Regions from separate parts of the Homo sapiens genome. Here all the other regions are linked to region 1. Evidence: chromatin loops called from intact Hi-C (ENCODE). Cell type or tissue: PC-3. All regions are shown on one strand. Region 1 has its middle 200 kb from the start of ZPLD1. Region 2 has its middle 49 kb from the start of ZPLD1. Region 3 has its middle 98 kb from the start of ZPLD1.

Evidence for each region. Peaks named below come from ENCODE experiments on the same cell type or tissue, not always from the same donor. Only the 100,000 strongest peaks of a DNase experiment are listed, where the experiment ranks them.
Region 2: a loop joins it to region 1, with 5 times the contacts of the local background. A loop is called at or near these places in 1 of 110 quality-filtered maps.
Region 3: a loop joins it to region 1, with 6 times the contacts of the local background. A loop is called at or near these places in 1 of 110 quality-filtered maps.

Annotation. Positions count from the first base shown.
Region 1 is chr3:102,235,368-102,243,367 of GRCh38, forward strand. No RefSeq gene overlaps it. Among named protein-coding and RNA genes, the nearest start is that of ZPLD1, 200 kb to the right of the region's middle. In PC-3, a CTCF peak has its summit at 508 (motif pointing right); DNase peaks (open chromatin) are centred at 2,014 and 3,284; H3K4me3 peaks cover 973 bases; H3K27ac peaks cover 3,456 bases.
Region 2 is chr3:102,480,026-102,488,025 of GRCh38, forward strand. No RefSeq gene overlaps it. Among named protein-coding and RNA genes, the nearest start is that of ZPLD1, 49 kb to the left of the region's middle. In PC-3, no CTCF peak of the experiment used is centred here; DNase peaks (open chromatin) are centred at 3,756 and 5,856; H3K27ac peaks cover 2,353 bases.
Region 3 is chr3:102,332,682-102,340,681 of GRCh38, forward strand. No RefSeq gene overlaps it. Among named protein-coding and RNA genes, the nearest start is that of ZPLD1, 98 kb to the right of the region's middle. RefSeq lists an enhancer at 6,536-7,044. In PC-3, no CTCF peak of the experiment used is centred here; a DNase peak (open chromatin) is centred at 3,670; H3K27ac peaks cover 1,302 bases.

The sequences.
Region 1 (8,000 bases):
GTATTGTCTGTTAATATCGGGGCTATGCTTGAAAGCTTGCAGCTGACACTGAAACCATGAAGTAAAGCAACCATCTTGGTTTATTTTATCAGCAATTAAATACATTTTGTTGCCCAGAATTTGGCTTAATGTTGGAAAAAACCCCCCAAACTAGAGTTAATTGAATTCCATAAATCAATTAAAATGTGATATTAATATCAATGGTAGGAATGTCTATGGTGTTATAGCAATTTATGAGGACTTTTGCAGTCTATATTTTTTGTTGCCATTAACAAAGCCCACAGATTCTGATGTTTGCATAAAACAATATTTGAAGAAAGGAGGGAGAAAGTGATTGTTTTTACTTTCACTTGATCTTCCGGCTCAATTACACTTCAAGGTCAATGATGCTATAAAATAAGCTAAAAATAGCTTCGTAGGCATAGGAGATCATCCAAAAGGTGTGTGGATTTCAAACCAACCCAAAGAGAAGGTAAGATTTCTTCCGCTAAGTGATGGCCACCAGATGGCTGTGCATCTCAAGGAATGGAGGGAGGACGTCTCTTCTGGACCAGAACTGCCAAAGTCCACCATGAGCACTACCTCTCTGCTCTAAATCAAAGAGACAGGGATGAAGATCTGAAAGCGTTTAAATATTTCAAATCTTGCAGAAAACCTTGGAGAAACAATCTTGCCAACTGCAAATGTGTGATTGCTGAGATTGAATCCTGGGTGATTCTGAATGGAATATTTATTAGCTTTTAAATCTTGTGAAGCCAGGGCTGTCCTTCTCAGAACACAGGCTGTAGCCCTTTATGTGGCAAGGTGTGAGTCTCTATTGCAGGGGCTCTTCTTCTGAATTCATATTCTCTCCTTAGGTGATCATATTGACCCCTGTGATTTCAATCTACACCCATGATTATGACCTATAGCTCTATCTGCTACCTACTCAATATCTTCATTTTAACATGTTTCACAGAAGTCTTTAATTTCACAGACCTCACACTTCACTCTAATGCTTGGTCCCCTGCAACCCACAGTGTTTCCAGTGTTTGCCAGTTTATCATCCAGCCAATCCCTAAAACTAGAAATCTGGGAGTCATTTTTTAAACTCCTCTCTCTTCTTCACTCCTAATATCCTTTAAATCTTAGGGCTTGTTCATTCTCTAAGTTTTTTTTTGCTACCGTTACTGCTTTTACTCTGCCTTCTTCCCCAGCCCATGGTTTTGCACAGAACGTCTAAATAATATCTTTGATTTCATTCTTGCTCCATTCCTATGTATCTTCTGTAGTCAGTGACCCTTAAAAATGTAAATCAGATGGTGACACTTTTGATCTTACCTTGATCACTACCACTCTCTACTGAACCTCTATGAGGCAGTCACACTGATTCTCTTTCCATTTTTGTTTTGTTATTTGCAACCTCGATGCCTTGGACCATAATGTTACCACTGTTTGGGATGTCATTTCTCTCCTTTTTATTCCCCTCCTCTAAGTAGGATCTTGTCTTTCAAAACTCACCTCAAATATCACTTGCTCAGAAAGCTTTCCCTAACTCAGAAAACTAGGTTAAGGCCTCTGTTTTATTATGTGCTACTTCCCCGATGTTGTACTTATCACATCGGTAATCACTTGTTCATTGTTTCTTGCTAAACTTTTAGTGCCATGAAGAAAAATGACCACGTCTGTCTTGGCCATTGCTATATCTTCTGTGTGTAGCACAGTGCCTAGGATATAGTTGTCATTCAATATGTATTTGTAGAATGGATTACCTCATGAATGCAAATATTAGTGAGAATTGAAAGAATGAACTAATAGACATAATTTAATTCTTTTAAATGGTGGCCATTTGGGTAGAGCATTTTGGGTGGTGTAGGAACGGAGTGGGCATGCTTCAACACTCTACTATAAAGGAAGAATGTGGAGCCTGGTTAAAAGCACTCTAACCACATTTCTTCTGGAATATGCCCTGGGTCTGTGATCTTCCTGTAGTGGTCAGGGAAGTCTTACTAGTTCCTGATCCTGGCGCAGCGAGGAAGGAAGGAGCTTGAGAGTAAATGTGTGGTTGGCTCACTATTTTATTACTGGACTTAAGTCAGTTGTGTTAAAGGGCAGTAATATGACAAAAAGAGGCCCTTTGTCTCTTTTTCTGCAGGAACTTGGCAAAGGAACATAATGTATATGTAAAGTCTAAAGTAATGCCATTTAATAGAACTTTCTGTGATAATGGAAATGTTTTATATCTATACATCTGTTATAGAAGCCATTACTCATATATGCCTTTTGGGCAATTCAAATGTAGTAAATGCAAATTAGGAGCTGAATTTTTTATTTTGCTTAATTTCAATGAATATTGAAATTTAAATTTCAGCTAATTTATATTTAAATTTAAATAGCCATACATGGGTAGTGACTACTGTATTAGACTGTATTAGATAGGTCTAGAGGATATGAGTTTTGTTGAGATGAAGATGGCAGAGCACATAGAATGTTTTGTTCTGAAGTTGCCCTGCATTACAAAGAATCTGAGTTATGAATTTGACATGCTTTTATTTATAGTGATGCTCCCTTTCCAACAAGAATGTTAAAATAAAATCTTTCTGGATAAGAAGTAAGATGTGGATTTCTTTTGAAAAGAAAATGTAAGGGACTTGCTTCTAAGCCTAGCTTCTTCTCATTCTTGGAGTGTGCTATCATCTTCTAATTCAGTACAGTGGCTTTCACTTCCCATCAGATAAAAAGAGATGCCTCAAACCAATTCCGAAAGCTACTTTTGGAAAAGCATTGGTTGAGTTTTCATCCTGACTCCTAGGATAACAAATAGTAAGTCTTCAAACAAAGCAGCAGCTATGCGAATTCTAGAATTTTGATATGTATTGTTAATGTTGGTATCGTACCACTTGATGCTTTTATGACATGTATCATGACATCAAGTACTGCACAAAATTAAATTCACATTCTAACACTTGTTTAAGTTTAGTTGGTTAGGATAGTGCTGGCTTAACATTTTTAATGTATTTAGTACATGAAAAGTACATAACATTCTCCTTTGTGTACATAGTACACATATAAAATTCAAGCCTGTGTTTGCACAGCATATGAGGGTAAATGGATAAGCCAGGACATGGCTACAGGAGGCTGGCCCAATGGCTTTAAAGGATCTGGGCTCTGCCTAGCTCTGCTGAGGGCTGTGGAAATTGTTAATTCTGCCCAACTGTAACCCATTTGTCACACTGTAGTTGGTAAACTCTGTTGACTTGGTGCTCAGGTGTTGAGATAATGCTTCCTAAAGTTTAATGTGCATATGAATCACCTGGGCATTCTGTTAAAAGGCAAATTCTGACTCAGCAGCCCTGTGACTGGGCCTGAGATCCTGCATTGCTAACAAGTTCTCAAGTGATTCTAATGCTGCTGGACTTCACTGTGAGTAGCAACGTGCTAGGGCATAAATTTGATTTCATTTTGATTAGTTTTACACTGAAACATCTTCCTCCATCACTACAAAACTTATTCTTCAGTCCTGATGACTATGATGTTGTGGTATCAGTCCAGGTAAAAGTGAATAAAAATTTTTATTTAAACTTGTTTCTGGGATTAGAAAAATATAGCTCAATATACACTGAGAGGAAGTTGGTAGCTATGTATTTACATTTCTCTTTTTGAGGTAATCTTTAGCAGTAGAGGAGTTGCTTCATACCTACTGTGATCTCACACAATTTATATAGTGACATATACAACTTCCAGGCTTTCATATTCCGTTACATCTCTCAATACTTGTGAATTTTCTAAAATGCTTCCTTGAATTTGATGCCCTCGGGAGAAAGGTCTATATCCTCATAACCACACTTGTGACAAATTAGCCCAAGCTTCTGGATTATCAAACTTTTCTTCAGTTCTCATCATGCTCTTGTAAAATTATGACCTCAAGCTTTAACTTTTTGGTCTATTGCTTATACAGTAAAGCAAGCAAACAAACAAAATCAAGTGCCATGCACATGCACAGATAAATATAAACATATGGATCAGCACACACTTGTGGAAATTTAAACCAATATTAGTGGGAAAGAAATATAAACAAATATTATGATTATTAATACAAATTAGTAACCAATTAGGTATAAATATGCACTCTCCAGTGTCTTCTTAATTTCAGATTAAGGTGACCTCCAATCAATAGCCAGCAAAAAGCCAGGGCCCTAAGTATTATACCTACAAGGAAAAAATTTCTATCAACAACTTCAATGAATTTGGGTGCAGATTTTTAAACATAAATTTTAGGTAATTCCCACAAGGACCTCTTTTTGCTGCCTTACTTTTTTTCTCCTCCCCTTTCTTATATGAAATAAGATGGTTACTTTGGTAATTGATGAATAATTTATTACAAAATTTGTTTTAGCAGCTAAAATAATGGTGCATGTAAATATTGGTATCTACATTGATAAAAGCTTCTTAGAGTTGACATTGGGATGTGCTAGATTTGAAGTAGATTTTTATCATTCTCTGACAATTTTCTCAGATAATACAAAACCAATTAATGCATCCCTGATTAGTTTTTGACAGAGGTTTTCTTTGAAAGATAACACAGCTTAAATTCACAGAGCTTCTTCCCTTAAGGAATTTAGATTGCTCATTCTTTCCTTACCAATAATTTAGTTTCATTTTAATTTCTTAAAACCTGTTTCTTTACTTGCCCTGCCTAGCCCAGTTTACAGTAGTGCCCCACCTGAGACTCTGGGGTGGGCCAGCGTGTGTTTTAACCAGCCCCGCCAACCATCCTCGTGTTTGAGCAGCATGGATTTATACCACCACTCCACACTGGGCTGCCTCAGCAGAAACCTGGAGAAAATTCTTCTAAGTCCTTTCTTTTACCTCCTGTATTAAATTCATTTGCTCAAGCCTCAGACATAGCTCTCAAAAATCCTTTTTTCCCTCTCTGTTTCGATGTCCACTGTGTTAGGTCAAGTCCTTATAATTTTTCTCCTGGTCCATGGCAGAGGCCTCTATCAGGTATCTCTGCTTCCTTTGTCACCTCCCCCACTCCAGTCCATTCTCCATACTGTGATTAGAGTAACCCTTTAAAACACACTTAGGCTTATTATACCATTCCTGGCAAGATCCCTTATGTGAAACTGAGTTCTGTGTGAAAGAGTCCATGGTTGTGGGCATAGCCAGTAGACCTGTTCTCCACTGACTCCTCCTAACCTTGGGGGGTCTTACTTTGATATCCTATCTTTCCTTTCCTTCACTTGTATCCCAGGCTGTAATTACTCTGAGCCACTTTAGATTTCTCAAATGTGATCTATTCTCTTATTTTTTTCAGGCATTTCTTATGCTGCTCTCTCTACTTGACTTTCTTTCTGTACTTGGCATTCTCCTATTGACTCCTCAAGATCCATTTCACAAGTCACTTTATTTCTGGAACATTATATTACTCTCGTTCATCTTTCTCAGCATAATTAATTACTTCTTCTCTGTATTCCCAAAGGCCTATGTACATAGTTCTTTTATAGGACTTACCACTAAATAAAATTTATGAATGCATGTGTGTTTTCCCTAAGGATTTAAAACCTCTGAAGGCAAGGATCAGCTTTATTCATCTTTGTATCTCATGCTCCTGGCACTTAGTAAAATGCTCTGTAGTTGAGTGTTGAACTGGGTGTGCCAAGCCTTGTTTTTTTCATTAATATATAAGGCAGAACATGTCATCTTTGTTTTATAGAAGAAGGGAGAGCTCTTACTCCACAGCCATAAGCAGGTCAGTCAATGACCTCAGAAGGAGCTGGGTATATGTAATGCTGAAAAGTTGATCCTGGTTCATGGTGAACAGCAGCCCTATCCCCTTCCCTGAAGTTATCTGTCTGTCTTCTACCCCATTAGCCTATTAGCTTCCGAGGCAAGTACCATGTCCTTGTCTCTCTTATCTTCGTGTCCCTAGATCCTAGGAGTATTCATTTTTTACGAGTACTGTGACAAATTTCCACACTCTTGAACACATGGAAGTGGATTCACTGGGTGTCACCTTAGGATCGGTCTGCCAAGCTGCCCCCAACACCAAAATCAACCATCAGGCCATTAATGGCTTAATACTTCTGGAGGTCAGAAATTATAAATAGTGATAACTGGGCTTATATCAGGGTATTGGCAGGGCTGAACTCCACTTTGGAAGCTCTAGGGAAGAATTCAAATTCTTGTCTTTTCCCGGCTTTTAGAGCTTGCCCACATTCCTTGGCTTGTTGTATCATTCCATCTTCAAAGCCAGCAATGACCAACTGAATCCTTCTCACATCGTTTCATTCTGACACTGTCTCTTCTGCTCCCTTCTTTCATTCATAAGAACGCTTGTGATTGTATTGAACCTACCTGAATAAATCAGGATAATCTCTCTATCTCCAGACCAGCTGATTTGCAATCTTAATTTCATCTGCAACCTAAATTCCCCTTTGCGATTTATTTGATAATATTCACAGATTCTGGAAATCAGGAACTAGACATTATGTTTTTCTAGTGATGGTGGTTGGGGGATGACATTATTCTGTATTCTATACTAGCATAGGGCCTGGCTCATATCAAGAGATCAATAAGCTTTGCAGAATGAATGGACAGGGTCTGTAGGGAGTGTGGCTTGGCTATAGGCAGTCAGAATGACTTTGAAAGCAATGGTGATTGAAGAGGAATTGGAGGATGCTGAGGGAGAAATTTCTTGGTAAGAGTGGAGTGTTTCAGCCATAGGGCCTGATGGTTGATTTTGGTGTTAAGGGCAGCTTGGCAGGCTGACCCTCAGGTGACACACAATCAATCCACTTCCTAGTGTTCACAGCTGTGTGTAATACTCTCCCTTTGGCTTTGGGCAGGAACTATTAGTTGCTTCTAGGCAATAACATGAGACAATGAGATGGCACTTTCATGCTTAGGTATTTACATAGCAAAGGTGATGGATGTCATTTCTGTGACTGCTATAGATTATATGAGTTCTGGAACTGGAGACTCCTTGTGGGCCTGATGAAGTAAGCAGTCATGTTGGAGAAGCCAACACTGCAGGGAGCCTTTAGGAATAATGGGAAGCTTCCGGGACCTGGAGGTGACCTCCAATCAATAGCCAGCAAAAAGCCAGGGCCCTACGTATTATAGCTACAAGGAAGCAATTTCTATCAACAACTTCAATGAATTTGGGTGCAGATTTTTACTCATTTGAGCTTCCAGATGAAAATGCAGCCCAGCAGCTTTGTAAAACCCTGAGCAGGGGACCCAGTTAAGCCATGCCTTGACCTAAGGAAACTGTGAGATAATAAATGTTTTGTTTTAAGCTACTGAGATTGTGGTAATTTGGATTCGGCAATAGAAAACAAATGCCAGCAATTTGGGAATTACGGAATAGATGGCAGTAGGAGCTGCCCTGCTCAGGCTTATGGGGGAAAGAGTTCTTGACTGTATGTTTACCTCCATTTTACAGCTGGAACTAATGACGACGAGCAAGCCGAAACTCATTACTCTTGATTCAATGGTTAGTGAAAAAGATGGGAAGAGAATGTATTATTCTGACTTCTGCTGGAATTCCTTCCAACCCTTCCTGGGGCCATTGATTCTCTTGGAATTGAAGTTCATAGCAGGAGACTTTGCTTCATTAATCCTCACAGCAGAGCTCTAAAAGAAGTCTTCTGGAAGCCTTGTTGGGATTCTGTTTTCTTTCAAATAGAGTCACAGAGTCACAGAGAGATCCCACCTAGCTAAAAGTTACAGTAAAGATTTAGGTAAATAGCTGGGCATGGAATGAATAAGATTAATTATGCTTAGCAGTTATTATAATTACATGCAGGCTTTTGAATATACTGCTTAACATTCCTACACTACTTAAAAAATTATCTATAAAGATCAGTCAAAACTCAGCTTTAAAAAAATGTATTTGAAGGATCTATTTTAAATTTATCAATAATATTTAGGTGAAGATTTTAACACATGTAAATGATTTCAAAAATTCTTTGACCTAACCACTTTCCTCATTTCACAGGTAGAGTTATTGAGTG
Region 2 (8,000 bases), 240 kb after region 1:
TGAGACATAACACCATTGGAAATTGAGGAGCATCTGTATTGAGAAAGATTTAGTCTAAAATAAGCTGCCTAATGCAACAGGGGTCAGTGATCTCTGTAAGTAGATGAAGTCTGCCCTCTCAATACTGAGCCCTGTGTTGGGAGACACATTCTTGATATCAGCTAAAGGTAAGGAAGTACATTTTTCTTTGAGCTTGAGCTCTAACTAAAATGGAACTTACAATTTTAAAAACTTTGGTAGGGACAGAAAAAAACTGGAAAGACAAGGAACTTGGCTTCTGCCCGGAATTTCACAGTCTCTCTTAAGTGCCAGCAGGATCTGGCTGTCCTCCTTTGTCTTGGGGGAGGGTTGGTAGGAAAGTGACACAGTGTTGAGGCAAAATCCTTTTCCTGACCCAGAGATAATCCAATCTCACAAAACTGGGCACTACCCTGAACCCTAAGTATTGACAATTAGCTTTGGGGGCGTCACAAGACATGATGGTTCATGAGGGACATTGTCAGCTGTGGAAAATGTAAGGCCACTTTATGAAGCCTCACAGACAGTAACTTCCAGAAGTTAGAATAGAGCAGAAGTTCATGGGAGACCCTTTTTTGTGAACACGGGTCTTGAACATAGTATGAAGAATAGTTTGAAGAATTGCAACAGGCTGGAGGGCCAGCTCACATTTATTTTGATTTAATATTTATAAGAAAAAGAGAAAGCTGATTATAGAACAACTGCCTTTGGGAATGAGGTTCTTCAATTATTTACAAGTGGGGAAACATTTAAAATAAAATAATCTAAAGTCATAATTTAGAAAAAAAATTTAAAAAATACTTGGATAGTAAAGAAAACAAATATCAGAGTGAGCTGGAGTTGGTGTCAGTCAGTGTTCCCCAGAGAAAAAGAATGCCGTGTTTTGCTGAGATAGCCAGAAGAGGATTCGTTTGGGGACTTCTGCTCATGTGGACTAGACATAATCTTTAGAAATCTCTGCTCAGTAATCTTCATTTATAAAATGCTTTATATTCTTGGCAAAGTGAAATTGAGAACTCAGATTGTTATCTGCTTAGTTTAAATCTCCAATTCCCCTTTGCCTCAAGTATCTGGATATTTCCTTTTTTACTTAAACTGCCAACGTAATTACTTCAATTTTCTCTTTCATTTTCAGTGTAAAAACGAGCAGTGCTAATCATTACATGGAGCTTTAGTCAAAGGCAATGCGGCCCCGATTTCTAGGTTAGTTTTCATCAGGAGCATAGCTGTGTTAGCATTGCCCAGAGCAAAATCCATTACTGAATAATCCTGCTGGTTTGACTAATCAACTAACACTAGAAGATCTTGGGAGAGCTGTGGTTTGACAATTTCATGCAACCCTGACTCAAAGTTATATGGGTCCTGAAGCTATTTCTTCTCCTATATGTAGTTCTCTAACTTATTTATTTATTTTTATAGTAGTGAACAATTGGCTAAACTGAAAAATTACTCTAGAGGAAATATGGTTGTGTTTAGCAATTATTTACAACTTGGAAATTAGAACTCATTTATTTAAAAGCTATCGTTTTGCTAATGTATATTTTGTGGCTGATAAAATGAGATGGCAGAAAATGATGTAGGGTTCTCATTGTAAAGAAAATGGAACCCAATGATTTCTTTTGAATCCTGTAAAGATAAGACATGGGTGCTTCTTCGGTATCTCATCTCACTCTATAAATACAATGTGGAACAAAGGCAATTCACTAATGCTCACTAAAAACTTTAATGCAGGCTGGGTATGGTGGCTCATGCCTGTAATCCCAGCACTTTGGGAGGCCAAGGTGGGCAGAATGCTTGAGCCCAGGAGTTCAAGATCAGCCTGGGCAGCATAGTGAGACCCTGTGTCTATTTAAAAATTTTAAAAATTTAAAAATTAAGAAAAACTGTAATTCTTTCTACCTTGTCAATGGATATATATTGAGAGTTTCTCTTATTTCACAAATTAATCATCAACATGGATGATTCGTGCCTCTAAGACTTGATCAGAAACTCTTTTGAAAGTTACCATGAATATTGTGATTAAACCAGTAGGAGCTATGGTAATTTTTACAAAGATATGCCAGGCTGAAGAAGTGTGCACACATTTGGCCTTGGATTCACAGCTGGATGTGTAAAGAACTTTGCCTGGTTACCATCGCAGTGGTTTCCAAATCCATGTGGCCTACTCCCCAAGGATGGTATTTCCACAGACCCATAGGAATTCTCCTCAAACTTGTCTTCCCTAATTTCCATAATTTTCTTCTTTTTTTGATTCCTGAAACTTTCAAACTTATAGAAAACTGCAGACAGCAATGTAACAACCACAGAAGTTTTACCATCTTGGATTGACAAATATGCATTTTTTTAATTGTTTCAGATCTATAAAAAAATTTGCATGTAAGTTGAAGTCCATTTTGTCCTCCTCTCTACTCTAATTCTTTTAACTATGTGACCAGAGGAATCACTGTCAGTAAGTTGCATGCTTTCTTTCCATCCATTTAAAAAATAATTACTACATGTGGATATTTTTCAAACAACAGAGTTTTAATGTTATCATATTTTATACTTCCTTATCACACTATATGTTTTCTTTTGCATGCTGATTTTTGAAGTCAACAGCATGTTACTGAAATCTCTTTATTTGGAGACAGATCAGTTTCATGACATCTTTACATTCCTGCCTTAATAACTTCTGGCTTGAATTATGCTCCAATAATTATTACTTTGTCTATCTTATAAGAAAGTCCTTTTCTCTTCCTCTCTCCTCTTTGGCCTTCAAAATTGCCTTGGATCTTTTTGCATCTTACTTTTATTCAAAGCTGATATCATGAGAAAAATTATGTTAAATACTTTGGTTGGATTTCATTGAAGTTGTAGATTAATGGGGAAAAATTGCCACATTTTTGATACCGAGGGATTTTTCCATCATCAATCTTGTTTTATTGATCCATTTATTCAAGTCTTCCTGTAATACCTTCAATTGAGTCTAGTACTTTCTCTATAAAAGTTCATAATATACAACTTTTGTTAAAGTTATGTGCAGGTATCATAGGTTTTGGCAGCTATGGTAAATGAAATCTTTTCTAGAAACTAAACTTTCTAATGACATATTGCTGTTGAATACAAATGTTAGTGATTTTTGTTTTTATATTTTATTTACCACTATTGACAGAGTGTCAGGTTTGTATTATAACCCTTTGGCTGTGGATCCCCTCAGATCAGTTCAGGGCACCCAAAAGTCACAACGAGGCCCTGGAGCCAAACGCTTTCATTCAAAGTACGCTTTATTTTTCTCAGCAACATCCTTGGAATTTTTTTTTTTTTTAACAGATTCTTGCTCTGTCACCCAGGCTGGAATGCAGTGGCATGATCTCAGCTCACTGCAACCTACACCTCCCGGGTTCAAGTGATTCTCATGCCTCAGCCTCCTGAATAGGTAGGATTACAGGCATGTGCCACCATGCCCAGCTAACTTTTTATTTTTAGTAGAGATGGGGTTTCACCACGTTGGTTAGGCTGGTCCCGAACTCCTGACTCAGGCAATCCACCCATCTCGGCCTCCCAAAGTGCTGGGATTACAGGCCTGAGCCACTGCACCCAGCCCGAATTTTTTATTTAATCACATTTTATTATTTTTATCTCTTACATGAAGGTTTCTCCAAAGGGCTTTTTGGAGTGCTACTAAATAGTATTAGTCACTCAGGAAAGTATTTTGTGTCATGGGGAACTTCTGGAAGTGTTATTAGCCCAGGGCTAGTTCTGAAAGTCAAACTCTGCCTGGCAGAAGTAGGTGAATGACAGCGATCAGAGGACATTGATTTTTGCCAGCTCTTACATGAGTCATAAATGTGATGATATTTGTGGATGCATTTGGCAAATACATATATGTTGATTGTTATTATGTTTTTCATCAAACTTACCTTATGTTTTAAAATTTGCTTTCAGAGGTGGGTATTAATATACCATGAGCCAATGAGGATGAGTTACATGCTGCAAATGTTGTCCCTTAGCACCCATCCCAAGCCAAGTGATGTTGACAGGGATGAGGAGTTCCATAGGGAAACAGTCCATGCACTTGGGTCACTTAAGGTACTAAGATTAGCCATCTGTCTCTTCTAATGGGGAAAGCAATGTTGGAATAGAGGGCAAGCACATATGGCCAGGGTCGGACTTCTCAGCCCACATTTGCTGAGGGAACAGATGAAGCAACAAAGTTGGGAAGTAACAGACTGGGCCATTAGGTGCCCAGTAGTGATGCTGGTGAGTGCTTGACTCAGTGTGTAATGTTTTATTTGATGCCTACATAATGGTGACTCTTGTTCCCTCATTTTAATCTCTTCAGGTTGATAGGACATGGGCAAATACTAAAAGGCTGGTTGTCTTTATATACGTTTATCTAGAGGTAGTCACTTACAAATCACCCATTTTTTTCAGTTTGTAAGATAAATTTTACAAGTTGTTAAAACTGACATTGCCTTTCCCACAGATTGTCAAAGAACAGTTATGGTTACATTAAAGTTCCGAATTTCCTGACCTCCTTGAGAGATAAAGGAACTGTAAATAAATTACACCGAATTTCTCTTAAAAGCCTTATCTTAGGGGATTAGTAACAATATCACATTTTTCAGAAGCCTCAGGGCAATAAAATCTCCTTAGTGTAATTGAAATCTAAGTACTTATCTACTAGAGAATTATATATTTCAACAGCTTTTAAAAAATTATGTTCCACTCTTAAAAGAAATCTGAATTTTAAAATTTACATTAAATCTTTTTATTCTAAGGCAAAGACAAAAGGCAAAAACTACATACAGTTTAATTTGATCTCATAATTTTTTTGCAAATTAGATTTTTTAAGAAAAATTATGAATTATAATTGAATCATCTAGCTTTTCCTATTATATAAGTGATATTTTAATCTATATGTAATAGGGGAAAACTAAGAAGAAGGGAATACTTACCATAGGTAGATACTTTTTATATCTAGTACGTATTGTAATAACCTCACAAAGTAGATGATATTTTCCTAATTTACTTAGAAAAATTTGAGTCATATTTTATTTGAATATATTGGAGGTGTAATATGCCTTCCAAGTTTTATTAATTAGTTAGTTAACATTTTGGAGTCATCGTTCTTTTAATGTTTTAATTGTTTCCCTTGACTAAGTTCTCATTCACCACTTGGGACGTGAGAGAAATGGAGGGAATAAAGAACTCTAGTTTACAGAGTTGATCAAAGTTCCTTGTATATTAATAGGTGTGGGTTAGTGTGTGTGAGTGAGAGATAAAAGTTGAAGAGCTGAACATTGATTACAGGGAAATTCGTTAGCATTAATAGAGTTTTATAGATATTGTACCATTAATAGACAGCTGAGTAAACTAATAACAACTTGACTTAGCTGTTTAGTAAAATTTTAATTATTATAGATAACATTAATTTGTGTTAGATTACTTGATTGTTAGTTTCATGTCATTTTAAAGTACGCATTTTTGTATTGGTTAGAATTATAGTCCATTGCAAGTAAAAGAGATGCAAAGTAGCAATAACTTAAATAAAATAGAAGTTCCATGTAAATGTCTCAGGCAGACATGCATTTCTGCCCCATGAAGCCCTCAGTGACAAATGTTCCTTTAGGCTCATTGCTCTACCATCTCCGGCCTGTAGCCCTTGTGTTATGGTTCAAAATGTAGAAAGATCCACAGAGTCAAAGGGTATATACCATTAATAGTTCAAGGAAGGTTCCTGGAAGCTGCCACAGGACATTTTCATATTGCACTTAGTGATATAGTCACCTTACTGGCAAGGATGTTTGGGAAATGCAGTCTTTATTGTGAGTGTCCTTGTGCCCAGCTATCAACAGAGGCTCTGTTTTACACCTATGTTACTCACATAGTGTCATCATTTACTCATGGCTGTAAAATGTTATGCACATTGATTCAGGTACAAGGATGTTTATCGCTGTATGGTTTTTAATAACAAAGTATTAGATAACACATGTTCCCAAATACAGAATTCGTAGATAGATCAGGATTTTTTCTGTGATATAGTAATATGTAGACATTGAAAAATCAGTTATAAAAACTTTTAGCAAATAAGAAAATGTTTATGCTATAGTATGAAAAGAAAAAAGCAGGATAAACAACTTGATATGGGTTTGTTCTCTGTCCTCACATAAATCTCATCTTGAATTGTAATCCCCAGGTATTGAGGGAGGGACCTGGTGGGAGGTGATTGGATCATGGGGACAGTTTCCCCAGGCTGTTGTCATGATAGTGAGTGAGTTCTCATGAGAGCTGATGGCTTCGAAAGTATTTGGCAGTTGCCCCTTCTCTCTCTCTCTCTCTCTCTCTCCAGCCTCCTCGTGAAGAAGGTGTTTGATTCTCCTTCACCTTCCGGCATGATTGTAAGTTTCCTGAGGCCTCCCCAGCCATGCAGTGCTGTGAGTCAATTAAACCTCTTTTTTAAATAAATTACCCTAGCCTGGCTTATTCTGAAAGTGTCCAGTTATATGTGTTCACAAAGATGTGGTTTGAAATTGGAACTTATGTTTGAAAGGGAGGTAGATCATAAAGGTTTGGAAAATTTGCAGCCTGACTGTGGTAGAAAAAAAAACAATTTTTCGGAAAGAAATTCAAACTGACTGCATAAATTTGCATAAATAATCAGGAGTTGAATGTTAATAACCAAGACAATGGGGAAACTGTCTCCAGGGCATATCAGAGAACTTCGAGGCAGCCCCTCCCATCACAGGCCTGGAGGCCTAAGAGGGAAAAATGGCTTCTGGGCACTGACCAGGGCCCAGCTTCTCTGTGCAGTTTTGGGATTTGGTGCCCTGCATCCCAGGTGCTCCAGCGCCAGTCGTGGCTAAAATGGGACAAGGCATATCTTCGGACCTTGCCTCAGAGGGTGAAAGCCTCAAGCCTTTGTGGCTTCCATGTGGTGTCGGGCCTTTGGGAGTGCAGAAGACAAGAGTTGAGTTTTGGGGACCTCTACCTAGATTTCAGAGAATGTATGGAAACACCTGGATGTCCAAGCAGAAGACTGCTGCCATAGTGGAGCTGTGAGAGGAGGGCCACCATCCTCCAGACCTCATAATGGTAGCACTGTGCACCTCAGAATGGTAGCACCGTGCACCTCAGAATGGGAGCATCACCATCCTCCAGATCTCAGAATGGTAGCCACAGACACTCAATGCCAGCCTGTGAAAGCAGTTTTGGGGGCTGTACCCTGCAGAGATACAGGGGAAGAGATGTCCAAGGCCTTGGGAGCCCACCTCTTGCATTGGTGTGACCTGGATGTCAGACATGAAGTAAAAGGAGATTATTTTGGAGCTTTAAGATTTAATGACTGCCCTGCTGGGTTTTGGACTTGCATTGGTCCCGTGGTCCCTCTGTTTTGGCCAATTTCTCCCATTTGGAAGGGGAACACTTATCCAAAGCCTGTTCTCCCATTGTGTCTTGGAAGTAACTAACTTGCTTTTGATTTTACAGGTTCATAGGTGAAAGGATCTTACCTTGTCTCAGATGAGACTTTGGACTTGGATGTTTGGGTTAATACTAGAATAAGTTAAGACTTTGGAGGACTGTTGGGAAGGCATGATTGGTTTTGAAATGTGAGAAGGACATGAGATTTGGGAGGGGCCAGTGGCAGTATGTTATGGCTTGGCTTTGTATCCCCACCCGAATTTCATCTGGAATTGTAATCCCCAGGTATTGAGGGAGGGACCTGGTGGTGATTGGATCATGGGGACAGTTTCCCTATGCTGTTGTCATGATGGTGAGTGAGTTCTCATGAGAGCTGCTGGTTTTTAAAGTGTTTGGCAGTTCCCCTTTCTCTCTCTCTCTCTCTCCTGCCACCTTGTGAAGAAAGTGTTTGCTTCTCCTTCACCTTCCTCCATGATTGTAAGTTTCTTGAGGCATCCCCAGCCTTGTGGAACTGTGAGTCAATTAAACCCCTTTTGTTTCTTAAACAACTATATATATAATATGAGTACACACAGAAAAAA
Region 3 (8,000 bases), 97 kb after region 1:
TATTTTTTTTTCAAAGAACTGTTAAAAAGTTTCTTAAAATCTTTTTACAGCATGTTTAAGTCTCTTGTAAATAAGGGTAGTGGGTAAAAAATATTAATTAAAATATCCACCAGTATTCTTTTCAATTATTTGGTAATCAAAAATTCTGATAATATTTCAGAATTTTCTTAAGTATTCTTCTTTTAAAATCAACTAATTTTATATTTGGCAATTCTCTTATAAGTTTAGGCAAATAGTGTAAATGAGGCAGAGTGCTTTGTCAACATGATCATCTAACTACAGATACTAATAATTAAAAAGGGAGAGGATAGGTGAAAGGAAAAGAAATCCTACACACAGACTCTGTTTTATTTATCTTGCCTATACTAATCCTATATTTCACAATAATCCCTAAATATTCCTAGAGAAGACTGAGGTGTAAACAGGTAAAATGATTGCACAATCTCAATGGGTAAAAAGTAGAAGAGAAAGGATTTTTATTCTTGTTCTGATGCCAAACCCCTTGCTTTTGGCACCAGACTGATGTGCTTCTTTATGAAGTGAAAATAGTGACATTGGCTGGCTGAACCTGTCTGTTTTGACAGAGCTAAGAGTGGCAGGTAGGTCAGGGGCATTGTAAGTGCCTCTCAAGAAGATACAAACTACTCCACAAAAAATAAAGACACCTTTGAAATCTAAGATATCCAGTCTGTCAAATAAGAACTTTCTGACCCTTCTTTCCTTTGCCTTCTCCTGTTCCAACATTAACCAGACCAGATTCAGTACAATGAGTGAGGAAATTGAAATCGAGGAGCAAGGTGGATAAATAAAGATGAAGATTCCAACTCAACTGTTCCCTTAAGTGCTCTTAGTTGGAGGAAGGGAGAAGTTTGGCTCAAATAGCTGCAAGTAATTTTGTTATATTAGACAGGACTCTTTGTTGCCTAAAAGTTGCTAGAAAAGCTGTATGTTTTTATCAGGGGTATCATCTAGGGCTGGAGAAGATCAAGTTTCCCCAGTCAGTAGTGAGAAAAATAATTTGTTTCTTATTTTATTTGAATGTAGCTATTTCAATAAACAGCTTCATTCATACATATTATTTTCTGTTACAGAAATCTGAAAATTAGGATATGCCTTCAAAAGATTTACAGAATGAATATACAAATTATTTCAAGATGAAGGAAAACCATCTAAGATTCCAGCCTCCGTGAATTCTAGAAATCCCTGCTAATTTCTAACCTTTACTCTTCTGTGTACCTGCAGCTACTCAGTGTTTCATTTTTGATGGTAGCTTCTTTGGACAATTGCTATTTGTGCAGTGCACTTTATTTTGTGTTCCTCATTGACTGCTTATTATTCAATGATTTTTTAAGGATCAAGTTATCTTAATAATTATTAAAAGTAGATTTAGAGAGGCAAGGCCAAATATTTCTCCTTTCCTTAACTAGTAGGACTTTATAAAAATCTATTTGATAATGTTCTCAACTTTTCTGCTTGTATTGCGTCCATAGCTCAAGTCTGGGTAACATATTGTTTTCTTTTCTTCAAAACGGCCATGTCCAACAGAGTTTCTGCTGCTACAGAAATGTTCTACATTTGTGCTGTCTGATATGGTCATCGTGTGCCACTATGGAGCACCACCTGGTATGCATCATTTGCTATGGAGCACTAAAATATGGTTCATGTGACTGGAGAACTGAGTGTTTAATTTGAACTTAATTTTAAATTAAACTAAATTTCATATAAATTTAAACAGCCATATGTGGCTAGTGGCTACCATGTTGGATAGTACAGCTATAGAAAATTCATTTCTAAAATTGAATAAACCTCTGTTTCCCACAAAACTCTCCTTGTGGACCTCTCATTTTGTTGCATGCATTCATTCCACTTTAAAGAATATTTCAGAGTAGACTTATTTCTTTTTCTCTTTTTCTTAGAAGTAAACAGATAAGCAAGCCTTAATTTAGGGAAGAAATGCTTTTGCAAAAGCTCAGTATTTCAGGCCAAAGTGTCCATTTGTCTTTAGTAATATTTGGCTTTGAAATGTTGTTGCTGTTGGCACTAAATGAAGGTTTAATTTCCATGCTTTGGTGATGGTATCGATGCACATTAGCAGTGTGTGCGGTACACACAGCGTCAAGCAAACAGCCACATGCATCAAGGTTTGTGCTTAACAGTCCTGCCTCAGGATCCCTGTGGATTCTTTGAGTATCCTTTTAAAGACTCTACTATCTGTTCTATGAGAGGAACAGATGCATCTTTCTATATAGTGCAGTCAGCAAAGTTCAGGAGAGGGGAGGCCAGATGCTATTCATATTTCTTTCAGAGTGTAGCGTATATCAGTGGTACTTAAAACCCGTCTTCTCAACAGCTAGCACCTCTTTTTTAAAAATTGGTTTCCATTTTGGCTGTTTGAGATCAGGAACAATGGAGCTTTCCTTTGAGTTAATTTCTTTCATTGATTATTGGCCTTTTAAAGGCAGTGCTTTAAGGTATACTCGTATTTTTATTTTAAAACCTGTTTTTCAGAAGTTTCTATCTTTATGAGGAAAACAGTTGTCTTATCTGTAGTCCTTTGAAAATGAGATGATGATTTTATATCAAAGTAGATACTTTTGCTCACAGTATTATCTTTCTTTCAGAAGTAATGTGTATTGTGTACCATGGATAAAGGGATGAGAAAAAAACTAAGTATACATCCATAACTTATTACATATATTGTGCATGCATGTGCACACACACACACAAACATACAAATCAGTTTGATCCTGCAAGTGGAAGCAACTTCATTAGAATACACCTGTATATTTGTATGTGTGTAAATATATAAGACAGAATTGCTTTTATTTCATACATGACATAATACTTGGCAAAACAATTATAGGGAATTGAACACCACTAAAATTTAGCTTTAGTGTATATTTTCTTAAGAAAATATGATTTCTTCATACAATGTCAAACTTTTCTTGGTAGCAGATATGATTAGTCCCTCTGGCTTTTTTTCCTCTTCTGATTGGCCCCTTAATTCTCTTGGGCTTTTCTAGTGATAGAGAGCTCACTACTCCACCAGGTAGCCTATCATATTGTTAGCTAGCAACTGCTTTAAGAAAACTGTAAATATTAGAGCTGAATTTCCCTCCTTATAACATCTATTCATTCATTCTATTTTTGACCATTTTGGTAAGTATATTTTGCTTAAAAGATCTGCATATAAAGGTCAGCATGCAAACCCCATTGTATTTATGTATATTAGCAACAAACAATTGGAAAATAAAAAAATTTTTAAAATATCATTTACAGTAACATCAAGTTACATAAAATACTTAGGAAAAATTTAACAAAATATACATAAGTCCATGAAAACCACTCTAAGACATTTATGAGAGAAATTAAAGATATAAATAATGAAGAATTATACTATATTAAAGTCACAGCAGATTTTTTTGTAGAAATAGATAGTATGCTGCAATTTAAATGTAAATGCAAAGGTCTTGGAAAGAATTTAAAAAGGAAAGAACAGTGACAACATAAACTGCTCTAGTATAGACGACAGAGTGAGACCTTGACTCTAAAAATCACAAAACCAAAACCAAAAAGAATGGCCAATAAACATATAAAAAGATGCTGCGCATCATTAGTCATTGGGTAATGCAAACTAAAACCACAATAAGCTACAACTATATACTTCCTGGCACGATGAGAGAATTTCTTTGGATTGGCAAAGATGTGGAGCAATTGGAAGTCTCATTCATTCCTTGAGGAAGCATTAAAATGTGCAACTATTTTGGAAAATATTTTGGCAGATTCTTTTAAAATGAAACATACACTTAACATATGATCAAGCAAACCTACTCTTACATATTTAATCAAGAGGAAAGAAAACATATGTCTGCACAAAAAGATCTGCACAAGAATATGACAGCTTGAATTATTATAGCCCTAAAATGAAAAACATCCAATTGTCAACAGGTAAATTGTTAAATAAATCATGGTATATGGATACAATTGAATAGCACTCAGCAACAAAAAGAACAAAGTAATGATACATGCAACAACATAAATGAATGTCATGCTGGGTATGAAGAACCCAAATGCAAAAGAGTATATATACTGCATAGTTCCATTTATATTAAATTCTAGAACAGGTAGAATTAATTTGCAGTGATAGTAGATCAGTGGTTGCCTGGGGACAGGGATTTGACTTAGCAAGGGTTGGTAGTAAATGTTTTGGAATGATGGAAATGTTCTAGATCTTTTTTTTGTGCTAGTAATCATCTAAGTGTCCACATTTGTAAAAATTATCAGTATACTTAAAATTGGTGAATTTTATTATATTAAAATTATAGTTCACTAAATTTTGTTTTAAAAATAAGGCTAAACATTCTTTTTTTTGACAGAAAGAACTTTTCAGAGCTTTATTTTGATTTCATGATTTGGATGAAATTGAGGTAGGAGGCAGTACTTGACTCTGGAGGCGGCGCTTGGACACCAGATCAAATTGAGGACTAGGTAAAATAGGGGTGAGGTAGAAGCAGAGTTCCATAAGACACACCCATCAGTGTGCCATGTCAGTTTACCATTGCCATGGCAATACCCAGAAGATACTGCCCCTTTCCATGGCAATGACCTAATGATCCAAAAGTCACTACTCCTTCCATAGAAATTTCTTCATAAATGACCTCTTAATGTACATGTAATTAAAAGTAGGTATAAATATGATAGCAAAACTGCCCTGAGCTGCTACCCTCTGCCTATGGGGTAGCCCTTTGGGAGCAGTCGCAGAGCTGTAACACCACTGGAGCTGTAACACTGATGCTTTAATAAAGCTATTTTCTTCTATCCCTGACTTGCTTTTTCAGTTCTTTCCTGGACAAAGCCAAGACTCAGCTTGCTTGCCTTATATCAAAATTGTTAAACCATTATTAGAATTGTTTTTCTGCTTGTAGCATATGATAACTCTAGTACATAACTGATATCATTCAACTATTTACAAAATTTTACAGTTAATGAAGCCACCCCACTAACAGCTGTCATTTCACCTTTCATAAGTTTGCAAAAGTAAGTGAAATTAATTTAGAAGAAGTCTTTTGATCATAATAAAAAGTTATGCTTCATAGAGTTGTACACGTTAAACTATTGTCTTTGATCACATTTTCCTGAAAACAGCTATTAACTTTTGAAGTGGATGCTGATGCTTCTTCAGCAGATTCTGATACTTTTTGTTTTTCAAAGACGAGTCAATGAAATCACTATAGGTCCATATGTAGATGATGAACTTGAGAACACATTGCAAATTACATGTCCATCACCAATTTTCTTGAGAAACAGGATTTGAATTCTTATTTTTTAAAACAAACATGCATTTATGACTTTTTAGTTTCTCATGAATGAAACAGTTAATTGAAAAATAAGCTAAAATGCATTACCAAACAATAAAGTAAATAGGTATTCAATAAACTTCAAAATCCCCGTGGTTACAGTGTTCAGACTACTCTTTATACAGCAGAACATCTCAGCCTGTATCCCTCACGTGTTTCACATACATCTAGCATAGGAATGCCCCAATTGTTCACAGACCCTGCTACATGGTAGTGTGGCAACTTCTTGTGTTTCTAAGAGGAAACCTAGGAATGGCTCTATAGGCGTGTGACAAGAACATTTTCTCAGGGCCCCACTTTCAGGAGGGCCTGACTTTTGGTTGAAAACTGTGCTGTCATCCTCTTGGAATTCTTCATAATTTTATTTTTGAAGTCGTGTTTTGTAAGTGAAGTCTGAGGGGATAGTAAAGCATGCGTGTGAGCAGAGTAGTAATAAACAACAAAATTAGATGGAAGAAAATAAAAGCAACGTGTTTTTAAATGTGGCAGAAAATTCTGATGTAGTTTTCTTGCTAATCAGGACCGCTAGCAGCTTTTATTTTCCTAGGCTGAAGCGTAGTTCAAAGGGTACATTTTGATTCTGGCTTTGCTGGTTTTTCGAGATTTTAAATGTCTTCTTGTTTTGGTGGGATAGCTGTTTTGTGGATTGTAAAGCTGTGTCATATTTCATATGTTCTGTGAAAGGATAGCCATGTTGGAAACAAACTGGGCATATTTTCAGAAAACATTTGTCTGTTGATTGACATTTATTTTTTTTCATCGAAATTGATGGTTTTGAATTATAAAAGTAGCCAAAGTTACTGTAAAAAAATACTGAAGTGCATGACACAAAAAAATTGAAAACCCAGACTCTTACCCCTCACTATCCCATAATTTGGCTTCCTAGAGGGAGCTAGAATTAATGGTTTTGTATCTCTTCTTTTGGAATATATCTCTCTGTGTGTATGTGTGATATACTGTAACTTGCTTTTTTATTCTCAACAACATATTGCAGCTATCCTTCCATGTCAATATGTAAGTATCTTCTGTAGTTTATGGATATACTATAAATTTTTAAACCAATCCCGAATTGGTTGTTTCTAAATTTTTAAAAGTAAATAACCGGTAATGAACAGATTTTTTTTAACATTTATCATTTGTAATACACTTTAAGGACATAAAATGACAGAAAGGACATAGGGGCATGAAATAGCTGCATTTTATTGTAAATTGTTAGCTATATTATGAAAATCAAGCACTCTACTTCTGCATAATACCAAGATAGCATCCCTCCCTACTTACTGGCTGAGAATCCTGCTTTAGGCTAATTCTCCAGATCTGAAAATAAAGATTCTACTGCAAGGTTCTGCTAAGGATGACAATCATGAATTTGCTTTGATAGTTGCAAATGCAAGTAATTAAAAGATAGGCCCCTGCTTCCCCTTCTTTCTTGAGTTAGTGCTTCAGGGCAAAGGATCAGAAACTCCCCTGCAGAGCTGCCCTAACAATGTTTAATGAGCACTAGGGAAAGCTTAGTTTTTTATGCCTAAGGCTTCACCACTTTTACTGAGTAGTAAGATCAGAAGGATTGCAGCCTAAAAGGTGTTCTTCCTTATGACTCCTGTACACCTTCAGATTCCACACACGTTGAGGCTCTCATTAAGGTTGCGGTTGTGATGCCTGCCTCAAAGGAGGGGATTGACAGTTATTATGATCAACAGGGCTGACAGTTTGGATTTTGGCTTTTTCAGTGGTGTTGCTTTAATATTCAGCACAAAGTCTTCCAGCTGCCACCTGTCCTCACTCATCTGTAGACTGGAGGTCTCTCCAGTAGGGCCTGGCCTTGCTCCTCCTTTGACCACTGCCTGGCCGTCCTCATTCCCATCCTGGGGTGAGTCATTATCTCTGGTCCTACTTTGTATCAAGGAGTTCAAGAAGGTTTTTGTTCTATTTGGACACTTGCTTTTTTCTGACATCAGCTGAAATCTCAATGACTTCACAACCTTCCCTCCCTCCCCTACTCATCAACCTGGGTGCCAATTGATTCCAAGTCCTCTGAAGAATTCTGTCGTCTTTCTTTGCCTTCTTTTAGATTTTTTTCCTTACCCTCTCTCTAATGTTTGTGTTTACTTTTTGAACTTTTAATCAATATCAAATAAAAACAAATCTAGACTTAAGTAAGGAGATACTTTATTGCAAGAGGGGGAAAGAGACCTTTGCAACAGTGGAAGGGACACTATTGCAATAGGGAGAATGCTTGGGCCATGAGATCGGCAAGCATCTGAAAGGTTGGTCAGATAAGCCTTGTCTTTTAGAGGGAGGAATAAACAAGGAATAACAAGAACTAGATGTGAGGAAATAGGATGAGTGAGTGGCTGTGAAAAGCCACAAGACAAGTGAATGTTTTACACCAAGGTCAATATGCTTTTGGGAAGGGCTCTATGCTGGCCCAGACTGAGGCTGGATCAATGGCCAGGGGCCTGGAAGAAGGAGAGAAGTTAACCAATGGGGACAAAACAGTCAACTAATCATTCATAAGGCCAAGAACAGGAAGAGGAATTTGGAGCTTCTGCGTCTGATCTTGTCATACGTAGACAAGAAGGGGCATCTATGAGTCTTGCATAAGTCATGTGGGGAAGGATATTTCTTTATAATAAGGTGGTT